Linked DNA regions of Homo sapiens: region 1 is linked to region 2. A link is an interaction called in ENCODE POLR2A ChIA-PET data of the cell type or tissue named here. Cell type or tissue: OCI-LY7. All regions are shown on one strand. Each heading gives the region's core, and the rest is flanking DNA. Links, peaks and the distances in the headings are about the cores only. Region 1 overlaps LINC01430 (long intergenic non-protein coding RNA 1430). Region 2 holds the start of PKIG (cAMP-dependent protein kinase inhibitor gamma).

Region 1 (11,481 bases), core at 2,752-7,751, 140 kb before region 2:
CTCACTCACTAGGACAGCTGGCCCGCACACAAGTGGTGGGGACCTCAAATACTGGACAGAGGAGTATGGAATTTCTTCCGGGGAAAAGGAAGCCACTAGAGGTTTCTGTTTGTTTTTTGAGAGGGGTTCTCGCTCTGTCACCCAGGCTGGAGTGCAATGGCGCGATCTTGGCTCGCTGCAATCTCTATCTCCCAGGTTCTAGCAAGTCTCCTGCCTCAGCCTCCCAAGTAGCTGAGATTACAGGAGCATGCAACCACACCCAGATAATTTTTGTATTTTTAGTAGAGATGGGGTTTCGCCATGTTGGCCAGGCTGGTTTCCAACCCCTGACCTCAAGTGATCCACCCGCCTTGGCCTCCCAATATGCTAGGATTACAGGCATGAGCCGCCACGCCCGGCCCACTGGAGGTTTGAGAGCAGTGAAGGTTGTAGGCAGATCTGTATATATGTATATAAAGATACATATATTTATATATATTATATATTATATATTTATATATTTTATATTATATATTTTTATATTATATATATTTTATATTATATATTTTATATATATTTTTATATATCTATATATTATATATTTTATATATATTTTTATATATTTATATATTATATATTTTATGTATATTTTATATATTTATATATTATATATTTATATATATTTATATATTATATATTTGTATATTATATATTTGATATATTATATATGTTTATATATTATATGTTTATATATTATATATGTTTATATATTATATGTTTATATATTATATATGTTTATATATTATATGTTTATATATTATATATTTATATATTATATGTTTATATATTATATATTTATATATTATATGTTTATATATTATATATTTATATATTATATGTTTATATATTATATATTTATATATTATATGTTTATATATTATATATTTATATATTATATGTTTATATATTATATATTTATATATTATGTTTATATATTATATATTTATATATTATATATGTTTATATATTATATATTTATATATTATATATGTTTATATATTATATATTTATATATTATATATGTTTATATATTATATATTTATATATGTTTATGTATTATATATATTATATATGTATGTATGTTTACATACATATATACATATGTGCGTATGTAAACATACTTATATACATATGTGTGTATGTATGTTTATATACTTATACATATGTATATATATATATTTATACATATATGTGTGTGTGTATATATATATATTTTTTTTTTTTTGAGACAGGGTCTCCCTCTGTCACCCAGGCTGGAGTGCAGTGGCGCAATCACAGCCCACTGCAACCTCTGCCCCCTGGGCTCAAGTGATCCTCCTACCTCAGCTTCCTGAATAGCTGGGACCACAGGCACCAACAACTATTTTTTTGTATTTTTAGTAGAGACGGGGTCTTGCCATGCTGTCCAGGCTTGTCTTGAACTCCTGAGCTCAAGCAGTCCACCCGCCTCGGCCTCACAAAGTGTTGGAATTACAGGTGTGAGCCACTGCACCTGGCCAGATCTGTATCTTTAAAACAACACCCTGGCTGCTTTGTGGCAGACGAAGAGGTGCAACTGTAAGCTGGGAGACCAATGAAGACACAAGTGCACTGGATCAGGTGAGAGGTAGTGATGTCTACAACAAGATGGTGGCAGTGGAGTAGAGAAAAGCACCAATCCAAGAGACTTTCATTCATTCATTCATTCATTCGTTCATTCAACAAATATTTAGTGAGTGTCTATCTGTTGAACATTTTTCTGAGTCTGAGAGGTAGGCAGGGGTGAGACCAGAGGTAGCCTTCTAGGCCACGAGAAAGATTCTGGATTTTCTTGTTGGTATAGTAGGAAGCTCTTCATTTTTGAATAGAGAAGTGATATGATCTGCTTGATGTTCTTAAAAGGCCACTCTCTGCTGTATAGATAATGGACTATGTGGAAAAACAGTGGAAGCAGAGACGCCCACAGGTGGCCTGGGCAGTGGTCCAGGTGAAAGATGATGGCAGCATGGACTAGGGTTGTGGAGTGGGCAGAATTTTTTAAATGCCCCCCAAGACGCCTGCCTTTGGTGCATACACACCTTCTTTCAGTTATCCAATTAGACATGAATCTAGGTGTTCCTGTGAAGAGATTTTGCAGATGTAATTTAAGTCCCAAACCAGCTGACTTTTTGATAGAGAGATATTCTTTGGTGGGCCTGGCCTAATCAGGTGAGGCCATAAAGGGAGCTGAACTCTTTCTATGAAATTAGAAACATGAGAATTAGAAACGTGAGAAATTAGAAATGTGATTCCACATAAGGGAGAGTCTCTGTTGCTGGCTTTGAAGACAAGGGGGCCACTTGGCAAGGGATGCAAGTGGCCTCTAGAAACTGAGAGACCCCTGGCTGACAACCAGCAAGAAAATGGTGACAGGGTGACAGTCCAACGACCATGAGGAACTGAATGCAGGCAACAACATGAATGAGCTTGGATCCTTTCCTAGAGCCCTCAGGTAGGTACACAGCCCAGTCGTTTAAGAACCCGAGCAGGAGACCCAATCACACCACATCTGGACTGCTGGACTATAGACCTGTGAGATCACAAATGGGCAGCGTTTTCTTTTCTTTTCTTTGGAAACAGAGTTTCGCTCTTTTTGCCCAGGCTGGAGTGCAATGATGTGATCTTGGTTCACTGCAACCTCCACCTCCCAGGTTCAAGTGATTCTCCTGCCTCAGCCTCCCAAGTAGCTGGGATTACAGGCATGCACCACCACGCCCAGCTAATTTTGTATTTTTAATGGAGATGGGGTTTCACCGTGTTGGCCAGGCTGGTCTCGAACTCTTGACCTCAGGTAATCTGCCCACCTCGGACTCCCAAAGTGCTGGGATTACAGGCGTGAGCCACTGTGCCCAGCTGACAAATGGGCAGTGTTTTAAGCATCTGCATTTGTGGCAATTTGTTATGCAGCAATAGAAAATGAATACAGGTGGTGGTGGTGAGAGGCGGTCAGAGTGGAGTGTTCTGGAAGTAGAACAGCCAAGAACTTACTAAGGTATGTGAAGGAAAGTAACTGTGGCCAGGTGGTGCTGTCTGTTGACAGAGGAAGACTGGAGGAGCTGCAAATTTGGGTTAGAAAATAAGAGCTTGGTTTTGGATGTGCTGTTTGAGATCCCAATTAAACATCCAGGGACTTGTTGGATATATGAGTCTAGAGCTTGGGGAAAAGTTGGGGCTAGAGATAAAGAGTCTAAGTCATAAGCATAGATGAGAAGTTTAATAATCAACTGGGCTGAGCATGGTGCTCACTCCTGTAATCCCAGAGCTTTGGGAGGCGAAAAAGGGAGAATCCCTTGAGGCCAGGAGTTCGAGACCAGCATCGGCAACACAGCAAAACCCCCGTCTCTACAAAAAATTAAAAAAAAAAAAAAAGGTAGGTGTGCTGGCACATGCCTGTAGTCCCAGCTCCTCTGGAGGCTGAGGCAGGAGAATTGTTTAAGCCCAAAAGTTTGAGGTTGCAGTGAGCCATGATCAAACCACTGCACTTTAGCCTAGATGATAGAGCAAGACCCTGTCTCTATTGAAGAAAAAAAAGTCAATAGGAAGATTGCTCAGCAATAAAAAGAAGAGAACTACTGATACAAACAACATGGGCCCAGTCGTGGTGGCTCTATTCCTAGCACTTCGGGAGGCGGAGGAGGGGGTGGATCATTTGAGGTCAAGAGGTCAAGACCAGCCTGGCCAACATGGTGAAACCCCATCTCTATTAAAAACACAAAAATAAGCTGGGTGTGGTGGCACATGCCTGTAATCCCAGCTACTCAGGAGGCTGAAGCAGAAGAATTGCTTGAACCCTGGAGGCGGAGGTTGCAGTGAGCTAAGATCGAGCCACCGCACTCCAGGCTAGGCGACAGAGGGAGACTTAGTCTCAAAAAAGAAAAAAAAGAAAACCATGGAACTCAAACTCATAACACTAGGTGAAAGAAGCCAGGCTCAGAAGACTACATACTATATGATTCCATCTCTGTGATGTTCTGGAGAAGGCAAAACCATAGACACAGGTATGTGGCTGCCAGGGGCAAGGGCTGGGGTAGGGGTTTGAATACCAAGGGACACAGGGGAGGGGGTTTGGAGTGATGGGAATGCTCTGAGAAAATCTTGATTGTGATGGTGGTGACATGACTGCATACATGTGCCAAAACGTGCAAAAGCATACACTAAAAAGGGCAAATCTTAGTCTATGGAAATTATACCTTAATTTGGCCAGGTGCGGTGGCACACGCCTGTAATCCTAGCACTTTGGGAGGCCAAGGCAGGCGGATCACCTGAGGTCAGGAGTTTGAGACCAGCCTAGCCAATATGGCAAAAGCCCATCTCTACTAAAAATACAAAAATTAGCTGGGCATGGTGGCGCACACCTGTAATCCCAGCTATTCGGGAAGCTGAGGAAGGAGAATCGCTTGAACCCGGGAGGTGGAGAGGTTGCAGTAAGCCGAGATGGCACCACTACACTTCAGCCTGTGCAACAGGAGTGAGACTCCATCTCAAAAAAAAAAAGAAAGAAAATTATACCTTAATTTAACAAATGAAAGAAATGAAAAGCCAATAGTTGCTTGGGCTCATTGAAGAGTGAAGAGAGGAAACAGAAAATAGGTGAGGACTTCACTCTAGGTTGCACCACCATGGAGGTTGGAGAGAGGGAAAGGGAAAGCTGCAAAGAACAAGTGAGGTGAATAGAGGCCGGGCATGGTGGCTCACGCCCGTAATCCCAGCACTTTGGAAGGCTGAGGTGGGAGGATTGCTTGGAGCAATCCTCAGGTCCCTAGGAGTTCAAGACCCACCAGGGCAACTTAGTGAGACCCCCCGATCTCTGCAAATATAAAAAAACTTAACCAGGCGTGGTGGTGTGTGCCTGTAGCCCCAGCTACTTGGGAGGCTGAGGCAGGAAGATTGCTTGAATCCAGGAGTTCGAGGCTGCAGTGACCGTGACCGTAATTGTGTCACTGCACTCCAGCCTGGGAAACAGAGTGAGACCCTGTTGTAAAAAATAAAAACAAAAAAGATGAATATAGTTGGTGAACGAAAGGGATTCAAGCAAATTTGTTGCAGACCTACTAGGTGCTAAGTGTGCTGACATACTGGTCTTACCCACTCACCTTACTGAGATTGTTGGGGAGGTGAAATGGACTAGCCCTGCTATACGGATGAGAGGAAAGTGGTTTGCCCTGGGTCCACACACAGCATAATAGTGGTGAAGTGAGAATATCCATGCTGGTGTGTCCTGCACACTCTTCCCTTTGTATCAAATGAGTGGAAGAATGAATGAGTGAATATCACTGCAGGTGCTGAGGTTTCACTAGCAGATTCCAGCCAAGGATCTGAGAACGTGATATTTTTAGCGAAGTTGGGGCCATAAAACTTGTTCCATTTCCCAACTTGTGCAACGCCCAGCCCCTCCCCCTGTGGCTCTGAGATTGCTCCCCGGCCTTGGGAAGGGCTCCCCAGGCTTATCTAGGGGGGAGAGTGAAACTGTAAAAGCCTTTATGGCTTTGAGATCACGTCTGCAAGGGGCAGCGATTGTCGTTATAAACTTGAGCTGGCCCTGCAAGGGAGGGCAATAGCCTGGGCTGAGAGGAGTCAGGGGAGAGTTGAGCAATGCCAAGGGAGCGGCCGTGCTGAGCCGAGCATTCTGGGGCCTGTGGTCAGGGACCATCATTCATTTACCTCATTTCATCCTCACATAAAACCCTGTGAGTTTTTTTCTTTTTGAGACAGATCTTGCTTTGTCACCCAGGTTGGGGTGCAGTGGCTCAATCATGGCCCATGGCAACCTCGATCCCCTGGGCTCAAGTGATCCTCCTGCCTCACCCTCCTAAGTAGCTGAGACAACAGACACATGCCACCATGCTTGGCAAATTTTTAAATTTTTTGGAGACTTAGGGTCTCACTATGTTGCCCAGGCTGATCTCAAACTCCTGGGTTCAACTTGTCCCCCCACTTCAGCTTGCAAAGTGCTGGGACTGCAGGTGTGAGCCACTGCGTCTAGCCTTATTGCAATGTTTTTAAACATTCTATGACATGCCCTTTTTCACATTATGGTATCTCTGAAATCAGGATGCGTCTTTAAATCAATGGCGTCCCACAATTGCTAAGGGTTTGATCAGGTGGTAGCCCTGACCTAGTTGGTTCTGGTCATTATTTCCAGTGGCCTAACTGGACAACTGCACCCCCTTTGTATTTCATCAAAAATGACTTAAGGACCATTTGAGGAAGGGACCAGAGTCCTGCTTGTTTCCCAAAACCTTCCATTAACACCTTCTGATAAGATCAAGAAAGCACCTGGGGCAAAACCTGCAGAATAGGAGGAAGTGGGTTGGGAGGAAATCCAGGAGACAATAGTGGAGTGTTTTTTCAAGAAATGCTGCATGGGCCGGGTATGGTGGCTCACGCCTGTAATCCCAGTACTTTGGGAGGCCAAGGCGGGTGGATCACGAGGTCAGGAGATTGAGACCATCCTGGCTAACACGGTGAAACCTCATCTCTACTAAAAATACAAAAAATTATCCGAGCATGGTGGCAGGCGCCTGTAGTCCCAGCTACTCGGGAGGCTGAGGCAGGAGAATGGTGTGAACCCCGGAGGCAGAGCTTGCAGTGAGCCGAGATCCCACCACTGCACTCCAGCCTGGGAAACAGAGTGAGACTCCGTCTCAAAAAAAAAAAAAGAAAAAAAAAAAAGAAGAAATGCTGTAGGAACAAAGCATTAATGGGATGGAAGTTGATATTGCATGGAAAAATATGGACAATGAAGATTCTGGGCAGAAAAGTGACCTCAGTGGGCTGGATGCTGACTGTGAGATTTTGAAACTCCTTACCTAATCTATCTTACCCAGATTTTCCTTTTTATGTGTGCACAAGGGTGATATATGATTTTTTATTTTCTTGAGACAGAATCTTGCCCTGTCGCCCAGGCTGGAGTGTAATAGTGTGATCTCAGCTCACTGCAACCTCCACCTTCCCGGTTCAAGCAATTCTTCTGCCTCAGCCTCCCGAGTAGCTGGAACTACAAGCGCGCACCACCACACCTGGCTAATTTTTGTATTTTTAATGAAGATGGGGTTTCACCATGTTGACCAGGCTGGTCTCGAACTCTTGACCTGAAGTGATCTGCCCACCTCGGCCTCCCAAAGTGCTGGAATTACAGGTATGAGCCACCATGCCTGGCAATTTTTTTTTTTTAGATGGAGTTCCACTCTGTCGCCCAGGCTGGAGTGCAGTGGCAAGATCTTGGCTCACTGCAGCCTCCACCTCCCAGGTTCCAGCGATTCTCCTGCCTCAGCCTCCCGAGTAGCTGGGATAAAAGGTGCCCGCCACCACACCCGGCTAAGTTTTGTATTTTCAGTAGAGATGGGTTTTCACCATGTTGGCCAGGCTGGTCTCAAACTCCTGACCTCCTCCCGCCTCGGTCTCCAAAAGTGCTGGGAGTTTTACAGGTGTAAGCTGCAGTGCCCTGCCAATATATAATTTTAAAAACTATGTCTAAGTCTCAAAGAGCCTTTTAATAAATAGAAAATAAAAATTCTAAGTGATAAGGAGGCATTGTCACAATTAATTGGCAGTGTCTTTTCTAAGTGGTACATAAAATGCTAGTGCTGCTTACAGCAGAAGCATCTCCAGTCAGGTTATCTCATTTCACAGATGAGAAAACTGAGGACACAGAGGCCACAGGGCAAATCAGTGATGGTGCCAGGGCTCTCTCTGACAACAGATACTGTGCTCTTCCTGACACCTGAGGATGACTTGGATGTGGATTAGCCCCCTGGCTCTTCCTCCCTCAAAGGTCTTGGTCCCAGCCAGACAACTCCAACTCTGCCATCCCAAGGGCCTCTGGGAGGCAGTAAGTTCTCCTATTGTTCAAAACTCAGGCCAGCATGGTGGCTCACACCTGTAATCCCAGCATTCTGGGAGGCCGAGGTGAGCAAATCACCTGAGGTCAGGAGTTCAAGACCAGCCTGGCCAACATGATGATACCCTGTCTCTACTAAAAATGTAAAAATTACCCAGGCATGGGGTGGTGGGCACCTGTAATCCCAGCTACTCCGGAGGCTAAGGCAGGAGGATCACTTGAACCGGAGGCTAAGGCAGAGGTTGCAGTGAGCCAAGATCACGCCACTGCACTACAGCCTGGGAGACAGAGCAAGACTCCATCTCAAGAAAAAAAAACCAAAAAACTCTAGCTGAGGAGGGTTAGCCGGAAGCCTTCTTCCCAATGTACCAACCACCCCTACTTCCCACTGCTCACCTCAGCAACCCCAGTCTGGCCAAGTCCATCCCAACCCATGCTGCCACACGCCCTTCATGCTCTTCCTAGGACATTTAATCACCTGGTCTTGGGCCAGGCAGACTGGACTCTCCCTTCATTTTACAGACAAGGAAACTGAGACACAGAGAGGCTGCTGGACTGTTGCAGGCAAGTCAGGGAAGGGCACGGTCTGGAACCCAGGGCTCAAAATGCAGTGTTCTTTCCAACTTCACAGATTTCTTAGATCCAGAAGAGGCAGGCTGGCAAGGGACAGCAAGGGACTCAGAGTGAGTCAAAAGAAAGGACTTCCAGATCAGAAGGATTGGTAAGACCTGAACATGTAATTGTGGGATGATGCCAAAGGTCTTCACCTGACTCTTGTCAACACTAACAGGTTCCGGGACAGCTGCACTCTAGGGGGCCAGTAGAGGCACCATCTTGCTCAAAGAATGGGGCCAAACTACACCAGGCATCTCTACCATCCCCATCAGATCCTACCTCTCTCTGCTTAAAACCCTCCAATGGCTTCCCATCATTCTTGGAACAATTTTAAATTCTTCACCAGGGCCCCAAGGTCCTACAGAACCTGGTTCCTGATCACGCCTATGAGATCATCTCCCCATGGTCACTCCATTCCAGCCCCCTTGGGCTCCTCCCTGTTCCTCAACACACTAAAGCTGTTCCCATTTCACAGCCTTTACCCTAATGTTCCCTTTATCTGGAACATTCTGTCCTCAGCTCTTCTCATGGCCACTTCCTTCTAAACATTCAGGTCCCTACTCAAACGTTGCCTCTTGGAGAGGCCTTCCCTGATCACTTGGCTAAATACACGAGGCTTTGCAGGATATACAGTCCCTGCTGCAACTACTTAAGTCTGCTCTTACAGCGTAAAACAGCCATAAGCAATATGTAAGTGAATGGGTGTGGCTGAGTTCAATGAACTTTATTTACAAAAGTAGGCAGTAGGCTGGATTTGGCCTATGAATGTAGTTTGCTTACTCCAGCTCTAACTAATTGTCTTGTTTGATTGTCTTCCTCTATCCTTCCCTCTCTAGACTGTTAACTCCATAAGAGCAGAGACTCTAGTCTCATTCAATGCTGCTGTGGTAGCCAGCCTCCAAGATGTCCCCCAGTGATCCCCATTTCCTGGTATTCCCACCATTATTTACTCCCCTCCCAAACTGAGTAGCGTTGTCTGTGTAATCACTAGGATATTGTGAAAAAGATGGAGTGTGACTTTTGAGGCTAGATGATAAGAGGCATTGTGGATTTCATCTTGCCACCTTGAATCCCTTGCTCTGGGGATGCCAGCAGCCATGCTGTAAGGACACTCAAGCAATCCTATGGCAAGGTCCACATGGGAGGAATTGAGGCCTCCTGCCAACTGCCAGCCATGCAAGTGAGCCAAATTGAAAGTGGATTCTCAAGCCCCAGTCAAGCTTTCAGGGGATCACTGTCCCAGCTGGTATTTTGACTACAACCTCATGAGAGATCTAAGCCAGAACCATCCAGCCAAGCCATTTCTGAAGTCCTACCACACAGAAACTATGATATAATACATGTTTGTTGTTTTAAAATTAAGGTAATTAGTAATTAGTTATGCAGACATAGATGACTCACATAGTTGCCTAGCACAGTGTCTGGTCACAGAATAAATAGGCTAATTAATATTGGTTAATAAATAAGTGCTTAATAAATATAGAAGGACACATTATAAAAATAAATGTTTGGGGCCGCTGCGGTGAGTGCATTCTCACTCAATAGGCGCCAACTAAACTTTTATTAAAATAAAATAAATGTTTGAAAGACAAATGTATTATAGTTTTTATATAAATAAATGTAAAAATATACATTAAATAATATAGAAGGGCACAATTAAAATTTTCCTAATCCACTGATAGTCCTTGGACAAGATGCCTATATAAGAATTCTTTCAACCTTGAGATCCTAAGATTCGGAGATTCTCAGTTTCTGTGTATAATTAATGCTAAGTCTAGGATTATATAATTCTGAGACTTTAGGCTTCTGTTTCACCAAGTCCATGGCTCTAAAAGCTTGTGATTCTAACATCTTATGATTCATTTATCAACATATATCTTGGCTGAACAACTCTTCTCTGCCAGGCACAGTGCTGGGTGCTAGGGATTCAGTAGAGAAAAGATGATCCCGATATCTGCCCTCCTGTGGCTCATGAGTGGATGGGGACACAGGCAAACACACGGGCACACATGATGTAGTGATCTCTGTCACATGGTAAGCACAGCAGCTGGGGTGGGGACTGTGGTAAATGAAGGAACACCAACCCAGATATTCAGGAGGGATGTGAGCAGAAACTGTCCTCAGAGCAAACAGGAAGAGAGAGGACTTCAACCAGAGAAGGAGGTGGTGTTGTAGACTGTGTTCCAGGTAGCGGGAACAGCCAGTGCAAAGGTCCAGGGGTCAGGGGAGAGAGCCAGCATCCAGCACATCTGGTGAAGCAAAACAAGTTCTGTATGGGTTGGTATAGAGTTGGGGGTGGGGGGCGGTAGAAGGCAGAGTGGCCAGACTGTGGCCAGATGACTGAGAACCTAGTAAACCATGTCAAGGAGTTTGAACTTTATCCTGAGGGCAAAGGGGAGCCAGGGAAGGGTTTTAAGGGGCAGCAGAGTGGCACAATCTGCTTGGTAGTTTGGAAAGATGCCTCTGGCTCCTGTGTACGGGTTTGGAAGGAGGAGAGACAAGAGACAAGTCTGGAACAAGATCCCAGGTGAGAGAAGAGGCCTGAGTGAATGGGAGGTGGGCCCCAGAGAGACATTTCATTTACAGTGTGGGGAATGGACAGGGAGTTGGTGGCAGTGTGGGTTATACTGGTAACCTAGGAGCCCAGGACTCCTAGATTTTATGATTCTAAAATTCTTGGCCAGGCACAGTGGCTCATGCCTGTAATCCCAGTACTTTGCGAGGCCAAGGTGGGCAGATCACTTGAGGTCAGGAGTTTGAGACCAGCCTGGCCAACATTGTGAAACCCCGTCTCCACCAAAAACACAAAACAATTAGCCGGGCCTGGTAGTACATGCCTGTGATCCCTGCGACTCGGGAGGCTGAGGCAGGAGGATCCCTTGAACCCAGGAGGTGGAAGTTGCCCTGAGCCGAGATCGCGCCACTGCACTCCAGCCTGGTTGACAGATTGAGACTCCTTCTCAAAAAAT
Region 2 (11,481 bases), core at 3,074-8,073:
TACCAAATACTTTCAGTTTCCTTACATGTGTTTTTTAATTCTCACAATCCTAAAACAGAGGCACTAGTATCCCACTTGACAGTTAAAAAAACTGAAGTTCAGAGAAATTAAGTCAGACAGGACTCAGATCCACATCTGTGGCTCCCAAATGATGTTCCTAACCACTATGCATGTCACTCGCTCCCCATTGTACACGAAAGTAGAGAGATGTTCTTTGTCTTTACCATCAAGCACTCTCCAAATGCAAGAAATGATCTCTCGTAACCACTGCTGTTCCATGTTGGTCCCTAAGGACACTTATAGCCTGTTACTTGTTTGTCTTATCTTGTAGTTTATGCTGCTGCTTTTCATGTCCCTAAGGACTTGTTCAGTGAATTCTTTTGGTTTTACTCCCAGAGAATCTGTTCATCTCCTTCATAAAGGGGGTTAAAGGTGCCCAGCTGAGCCTGGCATCTTGGGCAGTGGCCTCTGACTTCTCCAGGGTTCTTCCTTCCCTCAAGCATGTAGTTGGGTAGCTTGTAGTAAAATGCTCTATAATGCATTTGTTTATAAGTTCCCCAGTCACTGATTTTTACTCATTGAATCTCAGAAGTGGAAAGCACCAAAGCCAGCATTTTGTTGATAGGGAAACTGAGGTCCAGAGAGGGATGTGACTTGCTTGAGGTCATTCATTCAGTTGAAGGCCTGACCAAGACTGGAACCCAGTTTCCCAGGGGACACACCAGTGCTGTTTCCAAGCCTTCCCCGGGGGCACACATCACCTCCCCTACATGAAGGACAAACTCATGTACTGTGCCCAGCATGTACCTAGGAGACCTGGGAGAAATGAAACAACTTGGAAAATTGGGCAGGAAGAAAGAGATGGGTGTGGGGTGGGGTGAAGATCTCCACCCTAACTAGTATATTATATACCAAAGAAAGGAATTAAACACACAGGAAAGCAGACAACCCACTAAGAAGCAAAGGAATTTACCCAGGAACCCTGGCTCAGTGAGTGGATAGGAAGCCTTTTGTCACTAAAGCTGCAGGGTTGAAAATTGAAGGAAGGATATTAGGCAAGCGTGGTGGCCTGGGATGCAGTTACAGCCCCCTGGCTCATTGTCCAAAGGAAATGGATCTCTCCTGTGGACAGAGAGGTGGAAACTGAGTGAGTGAGTTGTGTGGTTGACATCATCAGGCTGAGCATTGGATTACAACAAATGGGGACTTACTTGGCCCGAGACATGGGAAACACCCACTAAAACCTCAAAGTGCTTTTCATTTAGGAGACACGGGGAAGAGACAGAGAGGAGGGTAAAGTGAGAATCCTGCCCGCACCACAGGTCTGGACTGCTAACCTTGAATCCTGGTTTCTTAAATTCTGCCTCCGCTTCTGACTGAGGACCACTGGATTTTGAGGAAACTTTGGTCTTGTAAGTAGAACTTTACTCTCCTCCCCTGCCCAACACCCCCAGGGAGAAGCAGAGCTTGGAGGCAGAGCTCTCTGGAGAGCTTGCTTTCCAGCCTGTTGGCCACAAAATGTCTATTTTTATATAATGATATATGTGAGCTTGCTCTGAAAATTATGGCCTTGTCTGAAACTGCCTAAGGCTAGTCGGAGCCTCCAGTCTCACAAATGGGCTCCATTCAGATGCTGTTTCATTTTTACTCAAAGAACTTTGACAGAGTATTCAGAGCTTTAAAAGCAGCTCCTTGCTCCAAATATAGGTGAAGAAATAAATCTTCCCTAAGAAATTCGTGTTTGTAAAACCCTTTCTTTTTTTCTGATTACAAAGGTGGTATAATAATTTTTAAACATTCTAGAAAGAAAAGTCTCCGAAAGTAGTGAAAATTCCCTATTATCTTCCCCCTCAGGAACATGGTTGTTGTGTTAAATTTCAGTTACAGATATGGTCAGACTCCATGAATTTACCACATATAAACCCAGTGCTGCAGCAGCTGTGTGGAAAACTCCAAGATGGAAAGGGGTTGGAAATCTTTAACCTTGGGTTTGCGATCTTTTTATTGCTTCCTTTTAAAAATTTGCTGTTTATGCCTGGAATATAAACAGGACATGTAAGCCTTTAGGCATTTTATTTGTTGGTATCTGTTTTCAGGGTTTGAAACTAAGCAAGCTACTCTGTAGAGAGGGAAAGAGGGGGCCCTTGCTGTACCCAGGTCCCTTACTTGGTGGGTCCCTGAACTGAGGAGGATTCCTAGGTGGCTTGAGATGGCTTGCAGTGTGCTAACAGGGGAGGTGTCCCCTCTTAGCAGGTTAAGTATATTTGAAAAGTTACAGCTAACGGGAAGATTTCAGCTTCAACAAAAAGCTACCATATATTAGAAGGGTCACCCAAGGAAACTGTCACCTTGGGCAAGTGTTTCACACTCTCTGGGTCTTGTTTCTTTATTTGTACCTAATGAGGGGACAAAACTAGATGATCTCTGTATTTCCAAATTCAGTATGAAATGAACTGTCCATATTTCTTTTCCCTTTGTATTGGGCCCTTATGGCTTTAGGAGCAAAGGACCCTAGGTTTTCAGTTTCCCAGAGTAGCTAAAAACGGGTGCCTGTAGGACAGTTAAAAGAAGACATAAAACAGGCAACATTAAGTTACTTCTGAGTTTTTATGGGTCTTTTTCAGATTAGGTGTTCTTGAAGAAAGAGAAAGAAAAAGTCTCAGTGGTAACTGTATGTGCACACGCATACACTAGCACATACACTTGGGGAGAGAGGAAAGAAGGAATTGGCATTATTGAGTATCTCTTAAGCACTAGGCCCTATGTTATGCTCAACCCTTTACAGAGCACTAGATGGTCAGTATTATTCCCTAACCCCATTGACTGAGGACAACCATCTACTTATATGTTTTCATATTATCCTGAACTAAACTGTATTTACATAATTACTGGCATAACTTCAATTCCCCATGTCTCCACTAGACCATCTGCACCTTCTCTGCGTGTCTGTCTAGCCCATCACTATGCCCCACTGCCTAGTAGAAAGCCTGGCACATAGGTACAAAGGAGACACAACTTAATTTAAACTTAAAGCCCGCCATCCTAGTTCCTCATTTGGCAAGAAAGAGGGAGAAGAAGGGGGAAAATCCCTCTATTTGCCCCTCTTTCATCATTTAACATAGAGCCACCCTCTCCTGCCACAAGGGAAGGATAGCCACAGCCAGAGTGCAAAAAAAAAAAAAAAAAAGCAAAAGACGTCAGATCTTGAATTTTGAGTTTCCAAGGTGCCGGGTCTTGACAAATTAAGGTTTTTGCTTTGTTTTGTTTTGTTTTTGTTTGTTTGTTTTGTTTTCTTTAAGGGCATCAGAGACCCTAATCCTCAGGAAGTTGTGGTATTTAGAAACTATTTGTTTGAATTAAGGTCCTAGTTAATAAGAGGGTTCTCAAAGGCCCTTGGCACTTCTTTTTTTTTTTTTTTGAGACGGAGTCTCACTCTGTCTCCCAGGCTGGAGTGCAATGGTGCAGTCTTGGCTCACTGCAGCTTCCACCTCCCGTTTTTGTTCAAGGGATTCTCCTGCCTCAGCCCCTCGAATAGCTGGGATTACAGGCGCCTGCCACCACGCCCAGCTAATTTTTGTATTTTTAGTAGAGATGGGGTCTCTTGGCACTTCTAAAGCTGCAGTCTTCCCCAGCATTTCATCCCATGAAGGTGGACTGTTGCTGCCATGGACCCACCCATGGGCATGGGCAGTGGGAAGGCCAGGGCATCCTCTGCTTCATCCCAGCCCCGCTGGGATCTTGAGATTTGGGGTAATCAAAAAAGGCATCCTTTTTCCTAAGGTGGTGGTGAGGAGGTGATGTTCTGGAAGGAAGGTACCTAGACTTTGTGGTCCCTGCCAGGAAGTGGAGAGTGGAAATGTGGAATGCCTCACACTCCTCAACTAGGTAGGCCTTCATGTACCAGATGAGGGTGGCTTTCAGTTCTTGTTTTGTGTGTCAAAGTTGCTCCTGTTATCAGTGTGTGTTTGCTGATCTCTCCCACCTCAGTCACTCCCGGCAGTGAGTTTAGGGCATCTTGGGAGTGGAGGTAGGTTGTGGAAAAGATGTGTCCAGAGATCTCATTTGGCTTTGGTATCTTCCTGAAATAAATGTCACACACAGGGCTGGGCATCTTGCATATGCTGACTTCTCTTAATCTTCACAGCAATGATGTGAGGCAGAGATCATCTCCATTTTACACCTAAGAAAGGCACAGAGAGGTGCAGTGGATTGCCCAGAGTCTCACAGCTGGCAGGGGCTAGAGCTTGAGTTCCCAATGAGAACTGGTTGTCCCCGAAGCCCTTGAATATTTCACCATACTGCAGTGCCTTTTTCATATCACCTCCCTGGATCTCAGTTGCTCCATCTGTTAAATGATGACAAGTGAACTCTAGTCAGAAGTCAGAGTGGTGTTTTGTTTTTAATTTGAATGCCTTTAGGCAGGTGTGTTCTCCAGTTCATTACCATTTGCGCATTCCCCTGTGCCCTCTAGTCTCCTGCCTGGCCCCTGGCCCCTGTGGGAATTTGCAGCCCTGCATCTGGTTGGTGTCTACCGTTTCTTTCGATTTAGACAATCTAGAGGGCAGTGAGAAATTGGAAAGGGGTAGCAGGTAAGAGCTCTCGAGTTCAGTGAGAAATTGGAAAGGAATAGCAGGTAAGAGCTCTAGAGTTCAGTGACAAATTGGAAAGAGATAGCAGGTGAGAGCTCTTGAGTTCAGTGAGAAATTGGAAAGGGACAGCAGGTGAGAGCTCTCGAGTTCAGTGAGAAATTGGAAGGGGATAGCAGGTAAGAGCTCTGCTTTCACCGCCTCCTAGCTGGGAGATCCTGGACTGATCACCTCACTTTATAGAACCTACTTCTCTTTCTGTCAAGTGGGGGGTCACAGTCATACTGACCTCAAAGGGGTGCCATGCGGATGAAATGAGATAGGGCTCATAAAGCACTTAGTTAGTACAAAAATACATGCTTAGGATTAGCTGCTCTCAATTTCCAGAAAGAGAATGTCAGCCAATGTACACAGGCATCTGCCCCCTCAGACATAGGATGGCATTTGCATGAGGAACCAGAAGTTATCTTTGAACTCATCATTTTGAAACCCCTGTGATGAACCCTGGAGCTGCCATGTTGGCTCTTCAAACCAAGCCTCAGCATTATTTCCTGTCACCCAGTCAAGTGATGCTGAACCTCAAATCAGCCAGCCAGTGCTGAGGCCAAAAGCAGAAGTGGGTGCTATTCTCTTGGGACCAGAGGACCCTAGCCCAGCCACTTAAGGAAGAAGCTGGTAACAGGTGCTGGCTGTGACAGACAAGAAGCTGAACTGGCCCAATTAACTCTGCCAAATGCTTTCACGAGGGGCCAGAAGCAATTCCTAAGTGGAGACTGAGGTGGAAAATCTAAAGTTCTGGGAAACAGGTTATTAATCATGACCCTAGGCTGAGCTCACTACCTCCTGGAAATCCTTCAGAAATGTCTTAGGAAAACTTGGAGTACTGCTCCTTCAAAGAGTGGTTTCTTTGGAAGTTGCCGTGGGCTCCTATGCTGACTGATTATGAATTGCAGATTAGAACACATAATGTATCCGCTCTTACTGGAGGAAGCTGCATTTCCAAAAAGAAGTCTCTTTAATGTTTCAAGAAATTACAGGCTTTAGCTTGACTCTTCAGAACTGAATAATGGCCCTTCATGGCACCGAAGAAAGTATTTGGTGTATTCTTACTATGTCCCAGGAACCTAGGTCAGTTACTGTTTTAGTACTTTATCAGTGTAGTCTTTAACATTCCATAAATGTACATTGAGGACCTGTTAGTACTAAGCACTGAACTAGAGGACCAGGGTAAAGACACTGCCTCTGGTCTTGTGGAATTCTCTGTGCAACAAGGGAAGATAGACAGAGGAGTGAATAATTTTAATGGCACGTGAAAAGTACTGCAAAAGAAATATGCACAAGTGCTACAAAACACCAGACACTGGATCAGCATATTGTGGAGGTCCTGATCTTGCGCTGGGTTGATTCCTTCTGCTCTCTCCCTACAATTCCTGGCTCTGGGAGCTTTGCCAGCATTTGCATTAGGGAGCAACTGAGAGCTGCCCCTGCTGAAGCACTCATTTCTGGCACCTTCCTATCCCCCGTGGCTTCAGAGGGGTGGAAAGAACACTTCCTTACAAAATGTATGGGCCCCACCTGAGAGGGCCCTGAATCTGAAGTCCAAAGTTGTAGTAAGGAAACAGAGGGACGGGTGACTTTTGTAGTCTAAAATCACCACTGATTTTCCGTTGGTTTGTTTTTATAACATTTATTGTGGATTTTTTTTTTCTGATTGCAAAATTAGAATATGTTCAAGGGAAGAAAAGCTAGATAGTACAGAAAAACACACTTAAAATAAATCATCACTCAGTGATTTCACTTCTCTGTTTTTGAATAAGGGCCTGTCTCCCAATCCCCCCACCCACATACCGCTGTATTTCAAGTTTAGCTCTAATTTTAATTTCTCCCTGGGCAAAGTCTCATGTTTGTTTGCATATCTCAAAGGTGCTTGTGTTGTGGGCTCCAATCACTACTATCTGCAATTGGTTAGAGCCTGCGGCCATCATTTATACTTTCCTGGACGTGTGTGTAGATTCATCTACTGCTAAGAACCCTTTATGTGTTAGGCATTATGCAAGGTGCGGTGGGGAATGTCGAGGTAAATAAGACTTTGAGGTTGCTCATGGCCGGATAGGAAAAAAAGACTCAGATAACATGAACACATTGTGAAAATGTGCCCCAAGATGGGGACAGAGTCCTGTAGAAAGCCTAAGAGATTGGAGGAGCAGTAGCATTTGAGCTGAGCCTTCAATAAATTTTTCATGTATTTAGCCAATATTTGTTGAGAACCTAATATCCGCCAGGCACTGGGCAAGGTGATAGGTGGATGATGTTAAATATAACAGGCATGGCCTTTACCTGCATGAAGTTTACAAGCACAAATGGTGGCGTTAAGAAGTCAATAAGCAGGGGGAGTGAAAGAGGAGAGTGTGGCTGGGGTCTTCCTTGAAAAGGTGGTATTCAAACTGAGAAGAGGGCTGGGCGCGGTGGCTCATGCCTGTAATCCCAACACTTTGGGAGGCCAAGGCGAGTGGATCACCTGAGGTCAGTATTTCAAGATCAGCCTGGCCAACATGGTGAAACCCCGTCTGTACTAAAAAAATACAAAAATTAGCCGGGCGCGGTGGCACGCACCTGCAGTCCCAGCTACTTGGGAGGCTGAGGCGGAAGAATTGCTTAAACTTGGGAGGCAGAGGTTGCAGTGAGCTGAGATTGTGCCATTGCACTCCAGCCTGGGTGACAGAGTGAGACTTTCAAAAAAAAAAAAAGAAATGGAGTCACTTATACCAAGAGTAAAGGAGGGAGAGGGAGTAAAGAAGGGTGCTGGATTATTCCTTCCTTTGCTCATTATTGATTCTAAAAATCTCACTTATTTTCTGTATTCAGTTTCCTTTCTATTGGAGAATATTCTTGGGGTCTGTGAATGGTAAACTTGCCCAGTCTTTGTTTGAAAATATCTTTTGCCCTCACACTTGATATGTTAGCTAGATATAGAATTTTTTGCATAGCATGTGTAATGAATGTGAAAGTTATACATGCCTCTTTAAAAGTTTTCAATCAAAACAGAAATAGATAATGTACAAAGTGAAAGTCTTTCATTTCTTTTCTCACAATTTCTCAAAAGAGAATAATTTTTTTCAAAAGAGAGAAGTTTCCCAGGGGGAACCATTGGTTACAGTTTGCCCTTTTCTATATATACTGAAAATTGTTTAAAGTGTAAAGTATGTATACTTTTTAAAAATGTGCACGTACACAAATGCTGTACTTTTTTTTTTTCTAAACATAAATAATCATGTTCACATTTGAGCAGGACACAGTAGTTCACACCTGTAATCTCAACTAGTCAGGTGGCTGAGAGTGGATGATTGCTTGAGGCCAGGAGTTTGAGGCTACATTGAGCTATGATTGCACCAGTACACTCCAGCCTGGGGACAGAGTGAGACCTGGTCTCTTAAAATTAAAAAGAAAATGTAAAGTTCTTTTTTTAATTAAAAAATGATAATATATGCAATTTTACAATATGCTTTTTAACAATCAAGCATGTACTTTTTTCCACATCAGTACAATGAAATCTCCTTCATTCTTTGAAGTTGCTGTATAGTTTCTCATGATATTGATACACCATAATTTAACTATTTTTCTATTAATAGACATTTAAGTTGTTTTCGCCCCTTGGTTTTGCTACTATACAGTATTTCACTGAGTATCTTTTTACTTAGGTAAATATATCTGTAGTATAAATTCCTGGACATTTCAGGAATGTGACGTGTCTAGGAATTTGACCCCAAAGGATATGTATGCACATTTAACAAGTTAATAGATATTGTCAACTTGTCTTCCCAAAAGATTGTTTCAATTTATAATCCCAGAGTATGTCTGGCTCTAATTTTTGTTTTTCTTCTGGTTCCTTAGAATTCCCGTACTGATTAGTCAACAGTGGAAAATCTGAAGAGATGCAAGCAGGAAAAAGAAATTAAACCAGGTAGGTAGTGGCACTGTTCATACTCTACTGCCAGAGCAGCACACGTTTTTGCCTGAATATCTTTATTTCTGGTTGAAGGAAGAAAATACGTAAGTTCCAAACTAAATTAGTGGGAGATTTTGACCTTATGAAGAAAAGGCAGGATGGCTCTTTTCAGAAGTTATATACATAACAGCATGCTACAATTTCACAGTCAAGATTCTGTTTTCAGGCGTTTTTTTTTTAATAGCATCAGAAAGAAAATTTACCTTTGGTGGCTTAAGAGGGGATGGGTTTCCCGGCCATGTACTTAAGCTTAAGCAGGTGGAATCATACACAGGAGTTATTAGCAACATTGGGCCTGGTGCCAGCTTTCCTCTCCACCAAGTGTTTGCTGTAAAGCTGTTTTCACAAAGACCAGGGCACATTATGGGAATTTTCATTTTAATGCTGTAATAGAGGAGCAAAAGCCAGCAAAACCCAACCCAAAGAAATGGGTTCGGCCCAGTAGTCTGGTGAGAAGGGATGAAGATGCAGTCCCTCCAGCTGAGAACAAATTGCCATTCAAAGAGCACAAGTGGCCCACCTGGCAGTATGGCCACCTTGGGTCCAGTGTCCATAGTTTATGATATCTAAATGTTTCTGGCATAAGTTAATAATTTTAAACTCAGGGTAACATAATAATCGACTTTTTACCTAAAGCAGCAGTATTTATCAACAAATCTGGTGAATTTCTTTGAATTGTCAAGTTGGAAGTACTGGGTCCACAGAGATCTTTTCACCCACCAGGCATCCATCAGCATCCATGGATGTGGTTGTTAAGGTATCAGAATTGAAGGCTATTCTAGATTGGCCTACACCCACCTGGACCTTCTCCATAGCTGGAATTTTCACAAAGAGGCTAAAGAGCCTGGGGATGAGCGCATCGCTCTGAAGAGCTTGCCGAATCCACTGTGCATCTGTCCATAAGCTAAGGATGGTGTGAGGACTGAAAGCTGCATGGGAGAGAGAAGGTCTTGTGATTTTCTCTCTCTTCAGCACTGTAGGGGGCACATTGCAGCTGTGTCTGGTGCAGCTCAGTTTAGACTCCTGCCTCAGCCAGGAAAAGTTTTTTTCATTTTTACATTAATTTAGCAGGTATTTATGGAGCATCTTCTATAAATTGGACACCAGATAACAAAGCAAAAGTGGCACAGTCCTTGCCCTCAGGAAGCTTGTGGGTCTGGCTGACAGTAGACTAGTAGCAGTAGTCTGCGGTAGGTCCAGAGGGCTAGTGGGCAGAGGGTGCTGCGGCTTGAAAGGTATGCAGGAGATGACTTGGAGAAGAGTGGGCGGGGACAGGCTGGGGGCTTGCGGAGCAGCACAGCGAAGGCCTGGAGGCTTGGGGGGTGCAGCACTCCATGGAAATTCCATGGGCCAAACACAGTGCAGAGGGGGTTCCCTGGCTGGAGTTGAGTCTGGAGGTGTCCATGAATGAATCTGAACTTTATCCTGATGGCTCTGAATGGAAAGTCGCTGGAGGGCTTTAAGCAGGGGAGAGTTGTGAGTCAGGCTTAGGAAGGAGACTGTCTAGCTTCAGTTTGGGTAAGGGACTGAGAGAGTTCTAAGGGACTGAGAGAGTTCCGCACTCTGCCTGGCCCACTCTCATCACCTCTCTTCTTAGCGCCTGTGCTCCTCCTTCCCTTGGAACTTCAAGAAGGCAAAGGACAGAGCCCGAAGTCTGAGATAAGATAGACTCCTTGGGGAGAAAAGAGGAAGTGGTGCTGGGTGGGTGGGTGGGGGCACCCAGTGTAAAGCAGAGTGTACAGGTTGCCTTGGACAAGTCACTTCACACCTATGAGCTTCAGCTTCCTTATCTATTAAATGAAGATAATAAGTATTACTCTTCTTTTCTCTCATCTCATGAGATATCATCATGATATCTTAAAATATCATGGATATTTTACATGCCCAGCTAGGGCTTCCAGAGAAATCTCTCTGTTTCGTTTGCCATGTAAGGATTTGTTGAAATCCTCAAGCGCACATTAAGTGCATCCTGTCGCTGCAGCTTATCGCCTGGGATGAGAGCAGTGAAGAAGCCCTAGCCTCAGGATCAGTCTCACAGCTCCCTCTCCCTGCAGCCAAGAAGGACCGGTCTACAGAGGGGAGGGAGCAAACACTGACCGAAGGCCAGGTGTGTGCTTGGCACCACCCACAGACAAAAGAGTGCTTGGGCAGAGCTGCTAGAACTATTATTTAAGCCATGTGCCAGATGTGATAAGCACTTACATCCTTCTCAGCCTCATTTAGTTTGATCTTATGAAGTACATATATATTATCTCCATTTGATAGATGAGGAAACCGAGACTCAAAGAGGTGGAACTGCTTGCTGGTAGTGACACAATTGGGAAGAAGGAGAAGGGCCGGAGTCTGGAGTTCGTGCTCTCTGACTTCTGTGGGTAGCATCTGCCATTCTGCTGGTGCTCCTTCAGACCTTTCAGACAGTGCAGAGGACACAGAGGAATCAAGGGACAGCTGTTCTCTTACAAACCTTGAAAATCCTGTACAGAGCCCTCAGATAACCAAAACGTGGTCCAGAACTGAATCCTGGGGCCAACATGCCCATTTAGCACTTCTCTCAATCAGTCCTTTTCCCCAGGTGCATTAAACAGGGCAGCTGCCTTCCCACCCTATGGGCAAACTGCTTGGCAGCTAGGAGTGTGCCTGCTCATCTCCCAGGCTGCTTTCCTTTGCACCTCAGCAAGGAGGGCAGGCCGTGCATCCAGGGAAGCACATAGTTACTCCTTCTGCCAGAAGGCCACCCCCTAATCTGGTTTACCGTGGACACTGAAGTCACTCCCTGTCTCCTGGCCATGAGGAAAACTCCTTTGAGAGGAGCCTCTGAAGCCAGTGGAGAGAGTAAAAAGTGAGAATCCTGCCTAGTTGAACAGGCAGTTCAGCCTGTTCTGGAAAGAG

Evidence for each region. ChIA-PET counts read pairs that join two places held together with the same protein. Peaks named below come from ENCODE experiments on the same cell type or tissue, not always from the same donor. Only the 100,000 strongest peaks of a DNase experiment are listed, where the experiment ranks them.
Region 1: POLR2A ChIA-PET joins it to region 2 with 24 read pairs; 3 of 35 experiments call an interaction of 5 or more read pairs at or near these places.

What each region holds. Positions count from the first base shown.
Region 1 is chr20:44,437,297-44,448,777 of GRCh38, forward strand. It overlaps LINC01430 (long intergenic non-protein coding RNA 1430), which reads right to left. Exons shown (of 3, transcript NR_109893.1): 3 at 11,481. Among named protein-coding and RNA genes, the nearest start is that of LINC01430, 7.5 kb to the right of the region's middle. In OCI-LY7, for the core only: no CTCF peak of the experiment used is centred there; no DNase peak of the experiment used is centred there.
Region 2 is chr20:44,581,320-44,592,800 of GRCh38, forward strand. PKIG (cAMP-dependent protein kinase inhibitor gamma) reads left to right here and starts at 1,260. Exons shown (of 4, transcript NM_001281445.2): 1 at 1,260-1,412; 2 at 8,478-8,547. In OCI-LY7, for the core only: CTCF peaks have their summits at 3,158 and 4,661; DNase peaks (open chromatin) are centred at 3,912, 4,452, 5,192, 6,492 and 1 weaker place; H3K4me3 peaks cover 4,358 bases; H3K27ac peaks cover 4,895 bases.